2 separate regions of the Homo sapiens genome follow, and region 2 is linked to region 1. A link is an interaction called in ENCODE POLR2A ChIA-PET data of the cell type or tissue named here. Cell type or tissue: PC-9. All regions are shown on one strand.

Region 1 (8,000 bases):
GGACTTAAAGTATACTAAAAAAAAAAAAAAAAAGAAGAAGAAGAAGAAAGTACTCTATGGAACCCATTGCTTGTCATCCATCTGGCACCAAAACCTAAACTCTGAATGATACCAAACTACCACCAAGGTCTCTAAGGCACAGATGCAAATTCTCTCTCCTCCTGGGACCTAGCACAGTGCTTGCACAGAGCAGGCCTTGACAGGTTTTTGTTGGGTAGAATTGCAAAGGGATTATCGTCGTTATCATCCCATGGATAACACTGTTTGCTTCTCTGTCTTCATGGGTGACTTTTTTTGTGTCCTGGGCCTGAACTGTCTTCTAAATACTAGAGCTCTGTGGCCGGTTATGTTAATATTCTGATTTCATTAACCTAAATGCATTTCTAGATGAAAGCCTTGATACGCAGCTTCAACAACTGGTGCCAGTGTGAACTGGCAAGCCAGCAGCATTACTGTGCTGTTGTCTTTCATCCCAGAGCCCTTGAGGAGCAGTGAGAACTCAGTACTGTGGTGAAACATTACCTATGAAGAGTCATGAGACTTGCTTCCTTCTGGTGCAGAAGAAACTGTTACCAAGCAAGGGTTGTAGAAGCCAATACTGTGGCAATGGCTTTTGAGATAAGAAAAAACCTTATCACCAGTTGACTGGCAAGGACACAGGAGGCAACATTCAACTCTGTCGCCGGGATCTGGGTGGTTGGGTCAAACTTTTGTGGCATTTCTAACTAGTCCCAGTCCCCCATGGCAGCCAGTCTGCTATGCAGGTGGTGCTAACAATGAGGAGGCTAAACTCTTCCCATGGCACGTACCAGGGCAATTTTGACTGTGTGACATGGTCGAAGGTGAGGCTGAACACCCTAACAGCTGTTCAGCTGTTGCTGTAACAACTTAGGCAATGGTTAATTGGTTTGATCCGGTCCCATGGTTACAAAACCAGCACTGTTATTTTTCTTTTCATGCACTCCAGATATGCCATAAACGTTCCAGTCCCTCCCACCAACGTGTCAAGGGGCTCAGTTGCTGAGTGCGTCCATTCAAGGAGCAGTGTCAGGAGAAAGCTGAGTCCTGGGCTGGAGCTGCTGCATCTGTGTGGCTCCCACTGTCATTTCGGCAGCCCTGAAACAGGTGGGGGAAGCTGGCTGGGGTCTGTTTGGAGCAGCATACTCTTGGGGTGAACAGGGAACATTTGACTGCCAGGAAAAGGGTGTAAAACACTTTCCCTTGGTAATCTCTCCATGAGCATCGGTTATTCAGAATCCATAAGTCCTGCTTATTCATTAACACTCACTAAAAGCTCCTTTGCTAACCCAGAAGCAGAGGGAAGGCTGGCCCATTCCACTTTTGAGGCACAAGGTATACTAAAAAAAAAAAAAAAAAAAGTACAAATGGGCCGGGCACGGTAGCTCATGCCTGTACTGCCAGCACTTTGGGAGGCTGGGGTGGGTGGATCACTTGAGGTCAGGAGTTCAAGACCAGCCTGGCCAACATGGTGAAACCCCATCTCTACTAAAAATAAAAATTAAAAAAAATAGCCGGGCATGGTGGCACATGCCTGTAATCCCAGCTACTTGGGAGGCTGAGGCAGGAGAATCACTTGAACCTGGGAGGCAGAGGTTGCAATGAGCCAAGATCACGCCACTGTACTTCAGCCTGGGCAACAGAGCAAGATTCCATCTCAAAAAACTTTTTTTTTAAAGTACAAAGGGCTAAACAACATTTTTAAATTGTGGTTTATTTTAATGTTTATTTTTAAAATTAAAATTGTATAATGAATATTGCCTTTCCCTCCTGTAGGTATACCTCTGCGTCTGAGTTCATAACCTCACTTTCAGATAGCTCAAAAGCCCATATTTGAGGCCCTTTATGGATATGGTGACTGGATCTATCCCCACCCATGGCTGGTCCCTTGTCCCCATCCCCCATCAGCTCCCTTGCCATGTCATGATGCTCAGAGGGCTGAACTGTGGTTTATTACGTGTGTCTTAGACTAATGCCAGACTATCCACCTCCTGCGCAACCACGGAGGAGACTCCCTTTGACTTCAAATTGAGCCTGGAGCTTTGATCTGCCCTGAGAGGCTCACACTCAGATGCAGGACTCTGTTGTGGTCTGAGGCAACTCTTCTAGGTTGGGAAAGCCTTTCCTGCCCAGCCGACAGTAAACCATGCTATTTGGCTTAAGTTATATCTATGGTTTCCCCACATGCATTAGAACTGTGGGGAACACCCTCTATGTATATGCTTGGACATGCTCATCTGTAGCAATAGGGAAAGAAGGGATTCCCCAGGGAACCTCTTTTGCTTGGCCACATGATAAACTCCTCTAAAGCCACAGAGTCAGGAATAGGAGGTGCCGTGATGTCCAAACACAGAAGCACATGATCTGATTTCCATTGTGATAATATGAGGAACTGCCAGCGCCCTTTTTTTAAAACAACAAAGAGACCTAACCCACAATACGAATAGATTTACCAGATTTTGGTTTTAGGAAACAATGGATATGAGGGACTCATTTCTTTGGAATCTGCTTCTTCTACAGCTTGGTGTTTCGGGGGGACCCAAACTGGGGCCTCCCACAAGGCCAACCGAAGTCTGAGGCAAAACCTTGCTGGATTTCCTTACTAAGACCTTTTCTCTAAGAATTTCAAATTTGTTTTGAGAGAGTTAAGGAGTTAGCACTTCCCTGACAACACTTAAGAAGAAAAGGGCTTCCATTTCTTCTGGTAGTAGAAGATCTGAGCCCTGTGGCCTGTTCTGTGTCCTTGGTGGTGGATTGATTCCTGCCCCAGGGTTCACTGACAGCTGAAAATGTGAAGGGACGCTGAGGAACAGGGAGTGATGCAGTTAGAGGGAGCTCTCTAAAGAACTTGGTAACCCAGAAATTCTTCATGTGTAAAAATGCCTACCCATCCCAAAAAGCCGATAAGAAGGAGCAGGCAAAATAACAGAGTCTCTAATATTGCTAAAGGAATAAAAATACTTTTTTTTCACATCAATTTCATCTTAATTACAAAGATGCATGAATGTGATGACGTAGCTGTCACTATCGTGTTTCCTGGCACACAGCTATGTTATTTTGTTTCCTTACAGGCTTGTAGCAAAGGAAAAAACATTAAAAAAATTTTAAGTCTCAAGGGGAAAAAAGACACAAGTGGAAGGAACATTTTTTTCTTCAGACCAGTTCACACTTGCATTTGAAAAAGTAGCACATCTCTTAACATATTTATCTTAGGAAGCTTCCACCCCGCCCAGGAGAAATGCTAGAAATTATGGCTAGTTACTTTGTGTTTATCTTGGGTATTAGCTCTTGAAAGAAGAGAAAATTATAATGGAAGTACCTGTCTATTATTAATTACTGAGCTTCAGAAATCCTGTCACATGACTTCTAGTGTGTCTTTCTAAAGGAAATAATGACCATGGCCTTCCCTTCCTTACTTTGCCTTTAAGAATGAAAATTCTGGTGTAGCTTTTATATGAATTCTGGGGAATTTGATCATGACTATAGCAGTTCCTTCACTCCTGTTCCCACCACCCTCTTTCTCACCAACTAAAGGTGATTTTCTCCATCTCCTGCCATCAAGGACATTGGCAGACTGGGCAAAGTGGTGCACAGGAGTTTGAGGCTGCAGTGAGCTATGATTACACCACCGCACTCCAGCCTGGGCCACCGAGAAAGACCCTGTCTCTAAATAAATAGAACATCGACGCTGGTGACTCCTTCATATCTAGGAAAAAGAGATGTTCTGGCATTTATTCACTTTATTTGGCATGTATTCATTTAGTGCCTGGTATTTTGCTAGGCACTGGGGATAAAAGAGTGACCAAAAAAGGACAGAGCCCTATTATTAAGTGGTAAGAATCATACCAATAAATATGAAATGACACTCTGACAAATCCTATTCTTTCCAAGGAGAAATCCTGCTTGTTCTTAACTCATTCCTTCCTAACCTTCTTGTCCCTCTGCAACTGCAGCCTTAACCTGTTCACCTGATCCTTCCTCCCAATCAGCAACATGCTCTGGTTTCCCCTTTTAACCCTGCCTCCAAATAGTCTTACCTTCCTCACCTTCTTTTTAGCCAACAAACCATGTAAGTTGGTACCCACTGGCTTTCTCCAACCTACTGGAAATTCTGTCTCAGGACTGGCCACAAAGGCCTCGCCATTACTGAATCCTCACCGCAGCCTTCACTGTGGCTCCTGATCTCTCCACTGTGTCTAACGCCCTGACTGCCTCCACCTGGAAAAGTTCTTCCCCCATCAGACAAGCCTCTCTTCTTTCTCCTTACACCACATAGGGACTGGTGTTCCCCAGGTTCCAGTCTTGGCCCTGTTCTGTCTTCTGTCCATTCTGGGAGATGGCACTGAGTTTCAAGCCTTCAATGGCACTCTCCCCTACACCTCCAATTTGAGTTTCTCCTGAGCTCAGACCCATGTTTTCATGTCAGCCATTATTCTTGAATGCCCTGTTGGACTTCAAATCTGAAGATGTGCAAAACAAACCTCATGGTTTTCCCTCCCAACCCAGTCTTTCTCTGTTCTCCGTCACCATCCACAGCATGGCTTTCCATTCAGGGACCCATAGCAGAAACTTCCAAGTTATCTGTGACTACATTTTTTTTTTCACCTTATTGGGACATTCTGTCTGCCATTGTGTTCACCTGAAAATGTCTGTCACAATGAGAGATGACAAATAGGTTTCATCTAATGTACCAGCTGTGACTGATTGGCAAGTGGCTGCCTGGAGCACTGTGTTGAGAAAGATTCTGAGGCAGCATCTGACCTCAGCAAGAAAAAGTAGCGTGATTTGTTATCACCTCTGCCTTGGGTGGTGGAAGGCATGCCAGGCATTTGCCATCTGGCTGCAAACTTCACCAGTAAGCAAATGGAGATAAGCTCCTCCGGGTCCCATCGCCACTGCCCTGGGTTCTCTCTTAAGAGTGTTGCAATAACCTCTCTTGGTCTTCTCCTTTCTGTCTCTCTTCCCCTTCCCCACCCAGCCCTTGCATTATCCCTCTAGGGCAAATTTCTCCTACTGGGTTAAAGCACATGGCATTAAAGGCCATTGCGAATGTGACTACAGCACCCCTCCCTTCCTCCAAACGTCCCATGTGCTCCCGGATCAGGTAGTAGGGCATTGTGGTTCACAGCATGGACTCGAGGCCTTCCTGCCTGGTTTCAAACCCCAAATCTGACACTTACCAGTTGTGTGACCCTGATTAAGTTATTTGACTCTCTGTGACTCTGTTTTCTCAGCAGCAAAATGAGAAGATCTACCTTATAGGTTTGTTGTGAGCATTAAATGAGTTAAAGTATAGAAAATGCCCAGAATATCTGCAGGCATATGATAAACCGAATGTCAATGTTCAGTCTTATTGCTACCACACCCGCACCCTAATCCTCATTGGCTTTGATCAGGCTGTTTCCACGGGCCTGCCCCACCTTTCCCAACTCTCAGGAAGAATGAAGTGTTCCTCGCGTTGTCCTTCCATAGCACGGGTAATATTCCTCTACTCCAGCAGTTATTGCATTGTACTGGGGTTAGTTGTTCATGTGTGTGTCTGATCCAACAGTTGGGGGATCCTTGGGGGCAGGGAACATGTCTTTCCTACTTTTGTGTCCTCTACTTCTTTTTTTTTTTTTTTTTTGAGACGGACTCTCGATCTGTTGCCAGGCTGCAGTGGCGTGATCTTGGCTCACTGCAAACTCTGTCTCCCAGGTTCAAGGGATTCTCCTGCCTCAGCCTCCCTAGTAGCTGGGACTACAGGCACTTGTTACCACGCCTGGCTATTTTTTTTTTTTTTTTTGTATTTTTAGTAGAGACAGGGTTTCACCATGTTGGCCAGGCTGGCCTCGAATTCCTGACCTTGTGATCCGCCCGCCTCGGCCTCCCAAAATGCTGGCATTACAGGCATGAGCCACCGTGCCCAGCCTGTGTCCTCTACTTCTACCAGAGCAGAAGTCTGGAGGACAGTAGATATGATAATGTGTGAATGATGACATGTTAAATAACTGAATGAATGAATGAATTGGCAGCAGAGACAGAACGAGCACTGGGTGCTAATAATGGTTATAGTGGAAACTTGTTTATCTCCAAGGGAGATAATAAACAAAAGTTTACCTCCTGGAATACTATCTCCATAGCAGGTAAATTCTTTCTTGAATACCAGTACATCTCCAGGAATCAGTTACCCAGCTCTGACTTTTCCTTTGCCCCTAGAAAGGGCTTTTGTTAACTTAAATGTAATCGTGCTCATTCTCATCTCTATAAACATAAATTGCACTTTTTATGGCCTATATGGCCTAGTTCCTCCCCCATCTGTAATTCTATGCTAGGTATAGAACAAACAGAAACTTCTTACTCAATTGTAAGACCTCTGACCTTTACTCTCAAAGGACCAGGGGCCAGTAGTGCTGAGGATTTCATGATTGCTGCTAATGATAACGAGGCATTTGGAGAGCTCTGACTTGCAACCTGGATGAGAAAGAATTAGCTCTTTTCTGAAAACTACCTGCCTCATGCTCTTGCTATGATTTAGATTGTGCATTTGTAGTCAATAGACTTCCACAGTTTATAGTAAACAGCCAGACCTAACTACACGTCTCTTAGCTTCTCTGTGAAGTTTGCAACCTTGGTTCTGCCCTTGGCAGAAGCACATGGCACGCCCTTCAAAAGTGCAGAGAGGGGCAAATCCTCCTCCACGTTCCCTGATTTTCTGCACAAACTAGATCTCCCCAGCTCATTCCACAGAGATATTTATGGTTGCTGGCTAGCAGACATATTGAAAATATTCATGGCACGTTGCCAATGTGCAGATCTGGAAGAAACAGGAGCCTGTCAGTCCTGTTCCACCCCACCCTGCCACAGCCCTGGCAAGCCTCATGGGTCAGTTTGCACTGTGAACACTCCCACTTCATTGCAGGCGACGCTTATCAATAGCGGCCCTGGCCTCCTCCCTCTGCTCTCTGTAACATAACAGGCTGGCAGCGCCCAGAGAGGATTTTGACTATTCCAGTTTTAGTAAAAGGCTGGGGGAAATCCATATAAGCAAGTCTATTGTTCTTGGGGAGAAAAAGAGTATGACTTTGGTGTAGAGAAAAGAGGACAGAATCTGCAGAGGGACAGGTAGGAGGCAGGATGACAGTCCTGGAGAATGCCACAGGTGGAGGCCAGAACATGGTGGATCCGGGCAAATCTGAGCTGACAGTGGGCCAGGATGAGCTGCCTCGCAGGGAAGGTGCAGCCCAACCCCAGCTTCCCAGGAAAGACTTCCCCCTGAGTTGTAAGCCAGCAGTGTGGGAATCAGTGGGTGGGCAGTGTGGGATTCAGTGGGGAAATCCTACAACATGAGTCAAATAGCAGTAACCATGGTGACAACACTGAAAGCCAGCTCTCTCTGGCTCACGTCTCCACCAGCACACACACAGGACCCAGCCCTCCACAGTCAGGTGGCCTCCAGTGAGGCCCCATTTGGGTCTATATTCTGTATGAGGGCCCCTTGGTGGCAAGTGACAGAGACAAGCGTCAGCAAGCCTGAGCAGAAAAAGGATGCGAAAAGGGGAGGTGGGCCGGACGCGGTGGCTCACGCCTGCAGTCTCAGCACTTTGGGAGGCTGAGGTGGATGGATTGCTTGAGCCCAGGAGTTCAAGACCAGCCTGGAAAACATGGCGAAACCTCATCTCTACAAAAAATACAAAAATTAACCCGGCATGGTGGCACGCGCTTGTAGTTCCAGCTACGTGGGAGGCAGAGATGGGAGATTCACTTGAGCCCAGGAAGTCAAGGCTGAAGTGAGCCATGATCACGCCACTGCACTCCAGCCTGGGCAACAGAGTGAGACCCTGTCTCCAAAAAAAAAAAAAAAAAAGTGTTGGGGGAAGTTGGGGTTGGATTCCTTGGATTCAGAATCTGAGGAAAAAAAGAGGAAGGGTGTGGGGGCAAGAGCAATACACAAAATCCAAATGCAGATGTGAGACCAGGCCTCAGGAATTTAAATACTGCAG
Region 2 (8,000 bases), 440 kb before region 1:
AGGAAACTGAGGCACAAGAGATTACATTCCCAGAGCTAGAACCAAGTGCTGTGTCCCTGAGGTCCTGTCTGCAATTGGGAGACAACTCTGAACTGACCCCTTTTGCATTCCTGGTCTCTGCACAGTAACTCTTCCCTCTGCTCATCAAATCCATTTCAGAATGTGTATACAGTAATACTTCTGTTTGAAAGTCTTCAAGATTTGACAAGAGGATTCTGTCTGGGCCTAAGATAGGACATGATGGGATAGTGACCTCGAGGATTTGGAAGCCAAATGATCGTGGACAGGTGTGTGCATCAAGAAAAGATGGAGCATGTGTGCTCACAGTCCTACCGGGGCCACACTCCCTTATCTTCAGATCATGGGTGGCTCATGCCCAATTCCCCCCACCATTTATTCCCTTGTTGTGTCTGTTGGAAAAATCTCACAGGCTTGCCTGAGGTCACTACATTTTTCTTTATACAGAAATCTTTTCTTAGGCTTCATGTAGTTGTAGACTAAGAACTATATAAGTGAAAATTAACAGTATTGGTTTTAATACAATTGCCAGATTTTCTATTTGAAAAAAGTCACTGCTCAGAAAATAAAAATTATTAAAACAACCCATGGTGAATTGGGCCTGAATTGCCACTCATTTTTTAACACATCTGCAGTGGAGTTGCTTCTTACCAATGTGGTGTAATTTTCAGGTCTGTTACTGAAAGACAGATTGAGTATGTTTCTGGACTGTGAGTAGATGATGTTTAGGGTTGCAATATGGGTATTGGGGCTATTCTTTTCCTGTGTCATTACTTTTTGATAGGTTTGTTTTAAGAGAAAATTAATGAAATTGAAGTTACTTAAGTTTGGCCGTATTTGTTAAATATCCTTTTCTGAGAAATTGAAAAGTGACTATTAGTTGAAACAAGATCAAGAAACTTCCAGCATATTTCAGCACATTCCTCAGTTTATAATGTTAAGGTTTTAAGAAAGCTTAAAGAAACCAGCATCACTGGTAGTTAAGCGGTTTATATTTTTACTGTATTTTCTTCAGAAGCTTGTTGCCATGTAGAGTAAAAGAAACCTCATGTTAATCTTTTCAGAGGACACTGCCAGTAAGAGTGTTGTTATTGTTAGATAATCATAATGGTATGTTCTGGAGTCTCTTCTCCCCTCACTCGACACACCCGATTCACTCCCACCCTGCCAGCGGAGCCAGAGAGAGAAGAATAAAGCAGGATCTTATTTGCTTTCAGAATTTGATTCTGTATTGCTTTGGAGACATGCTGGGATTTGTTCTTAAACTATTATTAAATTTCTAATGTCCGTCAAGGTTTAGATTCCTTTGTAAGAGAACCAAGAACGTAAGTGAAACTGTAAGGCTTCGCTGTGCAGACCTTTCTTCCAGCAAGCATCAGCTTAACCTCAGCAGTGAACCGATGGGGGACCAGCTGTTGGGCTGGGAACCAGGAGTAAGGCTGCAGAAAGACCCCCCCTCCAGCCCCCCAGCCCCCCAACCCCCCAACCGTGTGTCACTTCACCACGATGAGCCTCAGTTTCCTCACCACAGTCCCACTTGTCTTGCATTTGAGATGTGATAATGTTTAGAAAGAGATCTTGCCCACTTTTGAAAAAAGTACTCCACAGATGATAGATACTAATCAGACATGAAAGCAGAGATTAAATAGGTAAATGTGATTGTGTGTGTGTGTATTGATCATTATGCTCATGAGACACTGATTATTTTACTTTATTTATTTTTCTTTTTGGAGATGCGGACTCGCTCTGTTACCCAGGCTGGAGTATAGTGGCATGATCATGGCTCATAGCAGCCTTGAACTCCCTGACTCAAGCAATTCTACCACCTTGGCCTCCTGAGTAACTGGGACTACAGGCATGCACTACTATGCCCAGCTAATTTTTAAAAATCTTCTATAGAGATGGTATCTCCCTATGTTACCCAGGCTGGTCTCAAACTCCTGGGTTTAAGTGATCCTCCCACTTTGGCCTCCTAAAGTACTGGGATTACAGGTGTGAGCCACCACGCCCTGCCTTTTAGAAAACTTTTTTATTTTAATTAGTTTTTTGATGGAGCCCCAAATGAAAAATATGCAGGGAGATGAGTTTAGCAGGGCTTAAGTTCAAACAAAGTAAGAATTGGAACTCTCCCAAAAGATAAGCGGTTTAAGTAAGCTGTGACAGACCACTGCTCTGGAGGATGGAAAGATTTATGACTGCCGCAATATCCCACTTTAGGAGGAAATGCAGAGCCATTGAAGACAGACCACAAAATAATTATGCTGTCATAACATGCAGTACCTGGGTCTAGGACTGGCCTTACAGAGTGTTAAGGATGAATATTATGAACATGTGCCTGAGGTAGGTATTTCATTAGTGTGTGACTCAGGAATCTCCGGATCCCTGTTCTTATCCCACAATGTTTGGGGTTGTGGCCTTTAATGTTTGGGATTGTGGGGAGTCTGCTGTGTGCACAGAAGAATCTTGAGGTATGAGTTTATAGGGGAAGAGTCCATACGTCACATTCCCCTGACTCAAAAAGCAACAGAAGTAGCCAGAACTTGCTCAGTTCCATGTCGGCCTCCTGTCTCTTCTGTTTGATTCCATTTTCACTCCTCTGAGGCCTTTCTATCTTCCCTGAGCCATGCCTGTGTAGGAGGCAGCCACAGAATAATAAGCAGGTTTCCCTGTGGCTGTTGAACACTGGTACCAATGGTAGCCACGTGACAAACACACCACCCCATCTGGGTCCCAAACTCTCAACCAGTGCCCCTCTTTGCACACATCCCATTGAAGGCTCATTTTGTGAATCTGACATTTCCCAGTTCCTGATAACCCTGTTGATAATAATGGTTGCTAATCCTTGTCCATACTGTATTTGAAGCATTTACTTATGCATACCTCAGCTTGTTCCAAAAAGTATTCAAGAGGGGAGTTTCTGAGCACATAATCAAGTCTCCAAGGTGTTCGCTCTGGATCTGCACTCTGACTATGGCTGTGTCCTCAAAACAGTAAAAAGATAATGCAGTGGAAGATGAACATGTACCAAATTAAAGCGTAAAAGGAAATAGAGGCCAAATTCCTACACTATCAACATAGGCCAGCCCTGTTTTTCAGACATTCAGTGACTTATGCAATGCTGTATGTAATAGGCCTGCTGAAAGAAAGGAAATGAATGAACAAGGATAAACATGGGTTTTGGTATTGCTGGTACCTGAATAACCAACCCTGTGTTCCCTGCAGCCAGCATATTGTCCTCTCCCATTGCTGGCTGCCGTGCAGTGCTTCCGTCATGTGCTGCTGGAGGGGGCCCTCCCTGGGAAGCTGAGTGCCCCAAGGGTACCCTGCCTGGGTCTTGAGGGACAGAGTGTGTACTGACACTCTGGGCTTCATGGGCTTGGACTCCATTATATACACGTCTGCAAGATACCAAAGGAGGGCCACCATCTCTCAGTCATCTCCTTTCCAGGTACCCCTGAAGGGGATGAAATAGGGAGTGGCATTGGATCTCAGGACGATCCTTATAGGGATGGCTGAAAATACAGGTGCGAGCCTTTGTGAGGCAGGATAGAGTCTGAGGCACAGGACCATGCCAGGTTAGTGAGAGTCTCCCAGAAGACCCAAGTGGATGGCAGTGATGTCTGGAGCCCAAGGCAGTCACATAGGATTTCTAAGATCATGACTAAAAGGGATAGTTCCAAGAAAGATTGAGGAAAAATGCTGGTCATGAGATCAGGAATCCAGAATGACTTTTTTTCTATCAGATCTATAACCATCCACGATACTTCATGGAGAATCACTCCTGAGCTTGATGTATTCCTGCATCACAACCTGTACCACACAAACTCATCCCCTTCCTGGCAGAGCTCTGAGTATACTCCTCTGTCTCCATAGTTTGGATCAGAAAATGTAGATTCCTTCCTGAGGACCGCCTGTCTCATGAAGGAGGAGGAGAAGGTGGCACAGGAGTCTTTTTAAAAGGATTTTAAGGTGATCATTTGAGCCATAAAGAAACCAAGTTTTTATTCTTCAAGGCAAAAGGCTTTTTCAAGCCAGGTGATGAAAGTCTAAATTGCTCTACACAGAAGAACAGGAGGCACGTCTCCAGATAGATCCAGGTGGGCACAGTCTTAGTGAGGGGTAGATATATGAGATCATCCGTATGGGATCCCAGAAGCCAAAAGACTCACAGGAAAGGGAGTTTTCAAACCCCATCATTTCAAACTCCCAGCAAAATATTGCCATAGAAAAGAGTTTTCCAAAGTCAATCCATTACTGGCTCAGATATTAATAGAAAATCAGGAGTCAAGAAAAGGAAGAAGGTAGAGATTTTAAAGTCAGGCCTGGTTTTAATTTATTTGTGGTTATTCTAACTAGTAAGTGAAACACACTGCCTGTCTGGTGCCCTGTCCCAGGCATAAATTGCTCACCCATCAGAAAGGAATTAATTTTTTTCAAGGGTGCTACCTTAAAGCCATTAGTTTAGCAAATTAACTGATATTCCTAGAAAAGCTCCTTGCTTGTGCCAATAAATATTTACCGAGTTAGTGACACCTCTAACAGCACCCCCAAATCGCTGGGCCACTTCCAAAGGGGGAGCAGCTTACTTTCAGGAAATGGATTACTCACTTGTGGAATGAGACCAACACCCAGGCTACTCAGTTTCAACACACTTTAAAATGCAAAAGGGAACTTTCCTGCCTCAAGCTTTCAAACCTTTTCCAGATGGACCGAGGCGGGTGAGCCCATTGTGGTGCCCAACAGGCCTGGCTTAGGCTGGGGCTGCACACATCTAGCTGTGCCTCCCATCCCTGCCCTGCACACCGTACCATGAAGGGGGTTACAGACTTCCAGTGGGTTGCTGATAAGAGGCATCCCTGAGGGCCTGCCCTGTTTCCATTGGCCAGACACCCCCGCCCCCCCCCCCAACCAGAAACGGGAAACCTATGGAAAGGGCTCAGCTGGGTGCCGCCCCCTCCCCCAGATGCTGTTGTTAGTTTCACTTCTCAGCTGCAGCTGCCCACAGCTGTCTGGGGATGGAGCAGCAGCAAGGTAGTAGGGTGGTGGCATCTTTTTATTCTTCCAGACCTGGGCCTTTGGCCTGGTAGCCAGAGTGGGCAGGCAGCAGGCCTGCTCTGTGCAGCGTTTGACTTGGGGGTTAAGCCGGGTGCCTCAGGGCGGGACCTGGAAGGAGAAGCTGAGCGCAGTCCACCATTCAGTTCTGGGTACCAGGTTTTCAAAGAGGCATTAAGTGTAGCCAGAGGAGGGTGGCCAGGAAGCTGCAGGGGCCTGGAAATCATACCACCTAAAGATTGTTAGAAAAAACTGGAGACTGTTAGCCTGAAAAAGATTTAGGTGAATGGCTGTCTTCCCCTGAAGGGAGAGTAGATTTATCTTTTTGTATTTTTTTATCATAACATAAAATCTGCCATTTTAATCATTTTTAAATATACAGTCCTGTGGCATTAATTATATTCACAATGTTGTGTGACCATCACAGCTATCAATTTCTAGAACTTTATCATCATCCCAAACAGAAACTCTGTTCCCATTAAACAATAACTCCCCATTCTTCCTGCCCCCCCCCCCAGCTCCTGGCAGCCACCATTCTGCTTTCTGACTACTCAAGAGACCTCATACAAGTGGAGTCATACAGCATTTGTCCTTTTGTGTCTAGCTTAATTAACTTAGCACAGTGTCCTTGAGGTCCATCTATGTTATAGCATGCACTGGAATTTCCTTCCTTGTTGAGGCTGAAGAGGATTCCATTGGATGTATATTCCGCATGTTGTTTACCTATTCATCTGTTGATGGACATTTGGGTTGCTTCCACCTTATGACTTGTGAATAATGCTACTGTGAACATTGGTACGCTAGTACTTGTTCGTAGATTTTTTTTCTTTGTGGTTTCAGAAAAACTGATCTTAGCCAAATGGTTAGAAGTTGCAGAGAAGCTGATTGTGGCTTTAGTAACCCCAGCTCTCTTCAGTGGTGGAAAGGCTCCCCATGGTTGGGAGTGGTGTGTGGTAAGAACACTTACAACCAGAACAGAGAGAACCAGAAAATCTCTGAGGTCCCTTCCATCTCCAGAATTCCATGATTTTCAGGCAGATTGAGGTATGCATCCGAAGGGTAACATCTGGAGAAAAAGGAAGTGGTGTCAGATCAGCTTCAGTTTCCTGAGGAAGAAAAGAGGGAATTGGGATGTTAAATTATCTACCAGTCAGGAGAGGTTACTTGCTAAACTATCTCTGGCCTGGACTTGACAACAGAAAGTGATGCTCCTGTGAAGCTCATACAAAGGTCCTATGTAGTCTCAGGGAGATCTTTCTAAGCTCCAGCGAAAGCTTTCTTGTACTCTAGCTTCCTGGGGGATAGGGTGGTGAGTCCAGCTTTCTCAGCACAAATCCCTCATGTCTGCCTAGAAAGAAGGGATGCCTTTAGAGGACCTGAGCCCTGTCTCCATGCAGGTTATTCTGAATGTGGGTGAGGGAGTGGGTGAGGATGGGGAGTGCTGGGTTGGGAAGTTTCAGGAGTGAATATCAGCTGAGGTGGGGATGCCCTGGCTCCCAACACAATTAGCTTCATTCTGCTACAGTTGGGGGTTTTCTTATCATTAGTCGGGAAGGCCTAGCCAGAGAATTCCAGTATTCCAGAGCAAGTTTAATTGTGGGTGATTTCATTCTGCCCTTTTTATGTCGCAGCCAGGGGCTTGCGTCATATAACAGTGAATTCAGGGAGATTTTTATTTGCATGTGAATCATAGCTTTTCCAGCTGAATGTCACTTACTTGGAATTTTTGTCTGATTTTGTTTTTGTTTTTGTCTCTTGGTGTTTTTCCATCGGGCTCTTTGGCTAACCAGAAAAAAAAAAAATAGAGGAAGGGCTCAATCTGACTGAAACAGGGTTTGAGTTGGCAACTCAAAAGGAGAGTATTATGAATGTGAAAAAAAGAAAACGGATGCTTTATTTTGCTTTGAGGGAGGGACCGAAGCCAAGTCAAATTGAGAGCTCTAATTTGGGAATAGTGTTATTACAGGTCATTGGGAGTTGGTTACGCGCTAAATTGGGAGGCCAGTCACATGAGGAGGCAGCAGAGGCAGATCACATGGGGGACAGTTGGGGCCCTTTTATAATGAAATTTTGTTTTATTTACTACACAGTTGAAATGTACTTATGTCATTTTGAGAAACCAAGTCACCTTATTGGCTGGGAGTTGCTCCCTGCCCTGGCCCATCAGTTGTTTGATAAATAAGCCAGTTCTTCCAATCTTTGTGCTTTCCGGGGCTTGATTTTGGCAGTGGGATCTGTGCAGTGATTCATGGAGCTGACCCTGTGATAGGGGTTATACATCTGCCCTTCCCCTGACTGACTCCAAGGGGCTTGATCTCTTCTCCTCCAAAGGCTCTACCCATTTTAGACCTCAAGGTCAAGACATACAGAAAACTTCTAACATTATATAAAGAAGTGATGACCTTTGTTTTTTAGATTATCTTCCATTTTCTCAGCACTGTTCCTCTTAATGTCATCTTGCAAAATAAGAAAGAGAAAAGATGGATCCTGCCCCTCCATGGGCAGTTATGAACCAAGTATTTCTTCTTACCTCAAAACTGCAGACTTTGGATGTTCTTGGCATCTCGGGGAGGACCAGGAAGGGTGGTGTGTGGTCAGCTGCTGATTTTCCTTGAAGAATCAAAGTTGGCATTCTTGGTGTCCACAGCCCTGATTAGTTAGCTGTGTTTGAAATAAAAACAAACAAAAAAAGGCAGCCAAAAAACAATATCTAGAATTCAGTTAATTCATTCCCACTGCAAACAAGTTGTGCTCATGCTCCTAAATGGGGTATGTTACTAAGCCGGTGACACAGAGCATCTGGGCCGGCGATGCTTGTGATCGAGGTTAGGAATAGAAGGTGTGTGGAAACTTTCTATAAAAGGCAGCCAGGTCCCCTGGACAAGGGGTCAGGAAGCTTCAGCACTGTTCACGGTGGCACCAGGGCATTA

Evidence for each region. ChIA-PET counts read pairs that join two places held together with the same protein. Peaks named below come from ENCODE experiments on the same cell type or tissue, not always from the same donor. Only the 100,000 strongest peaks of a DNase experiment are listed, where the experiment ranks them.
Region 2: POLR2A ChIA-PET joins it to region 1 with 10 read pairs; 2 of 35 experiments call an interaction of 5 or more read pairs at or near these places.

What each region holds. Positions count from the first base shown.
Region 1 is chr14:55,115,921-55,123,920 of GRCh38, forward strand. It overlaps LOC124903319, which reads left to right and starts at 6,930. Exons shown (of 3, transcript XM_047432036.1): 1 at 6,930-7,279. The coding sequence starts at 7,135. In PC-9, no CTCF peak of the experiment used is centred here; DNase peaks (open chromatin) are centred at 4,881, 6,381, 6,861 and 7,341; H3K4me3 peaks cover 677 bases; H3K27ac peaks cover 3,793 bases.
Region 2 is chr14:54,679,700-54,687,699 of GRCh38, forward strand. The region is part of intron 2 of SAMD4A (sterile alpha motif domain containing 4A); the gene reads left to right. SAMD4A-AS1 (SAMD4A antisense RNA 1) reads right to left here. Exons shown (of 3, transcript NR_187163.1): 1 at 7,601-8,000; 2 at 6,038-6,176; 3 at 3,995-5,302. Among named protein-coding and RNA genes, the nearest start is that of SAMD4A-AS1, 4.2 kb to the right of the region's middle. In PC-9, no CTCF peak of the experiment used is centred here; a DNase peak (open chromatin) is centred at 4,582; H3K27ac peaks cover 1,092 bases.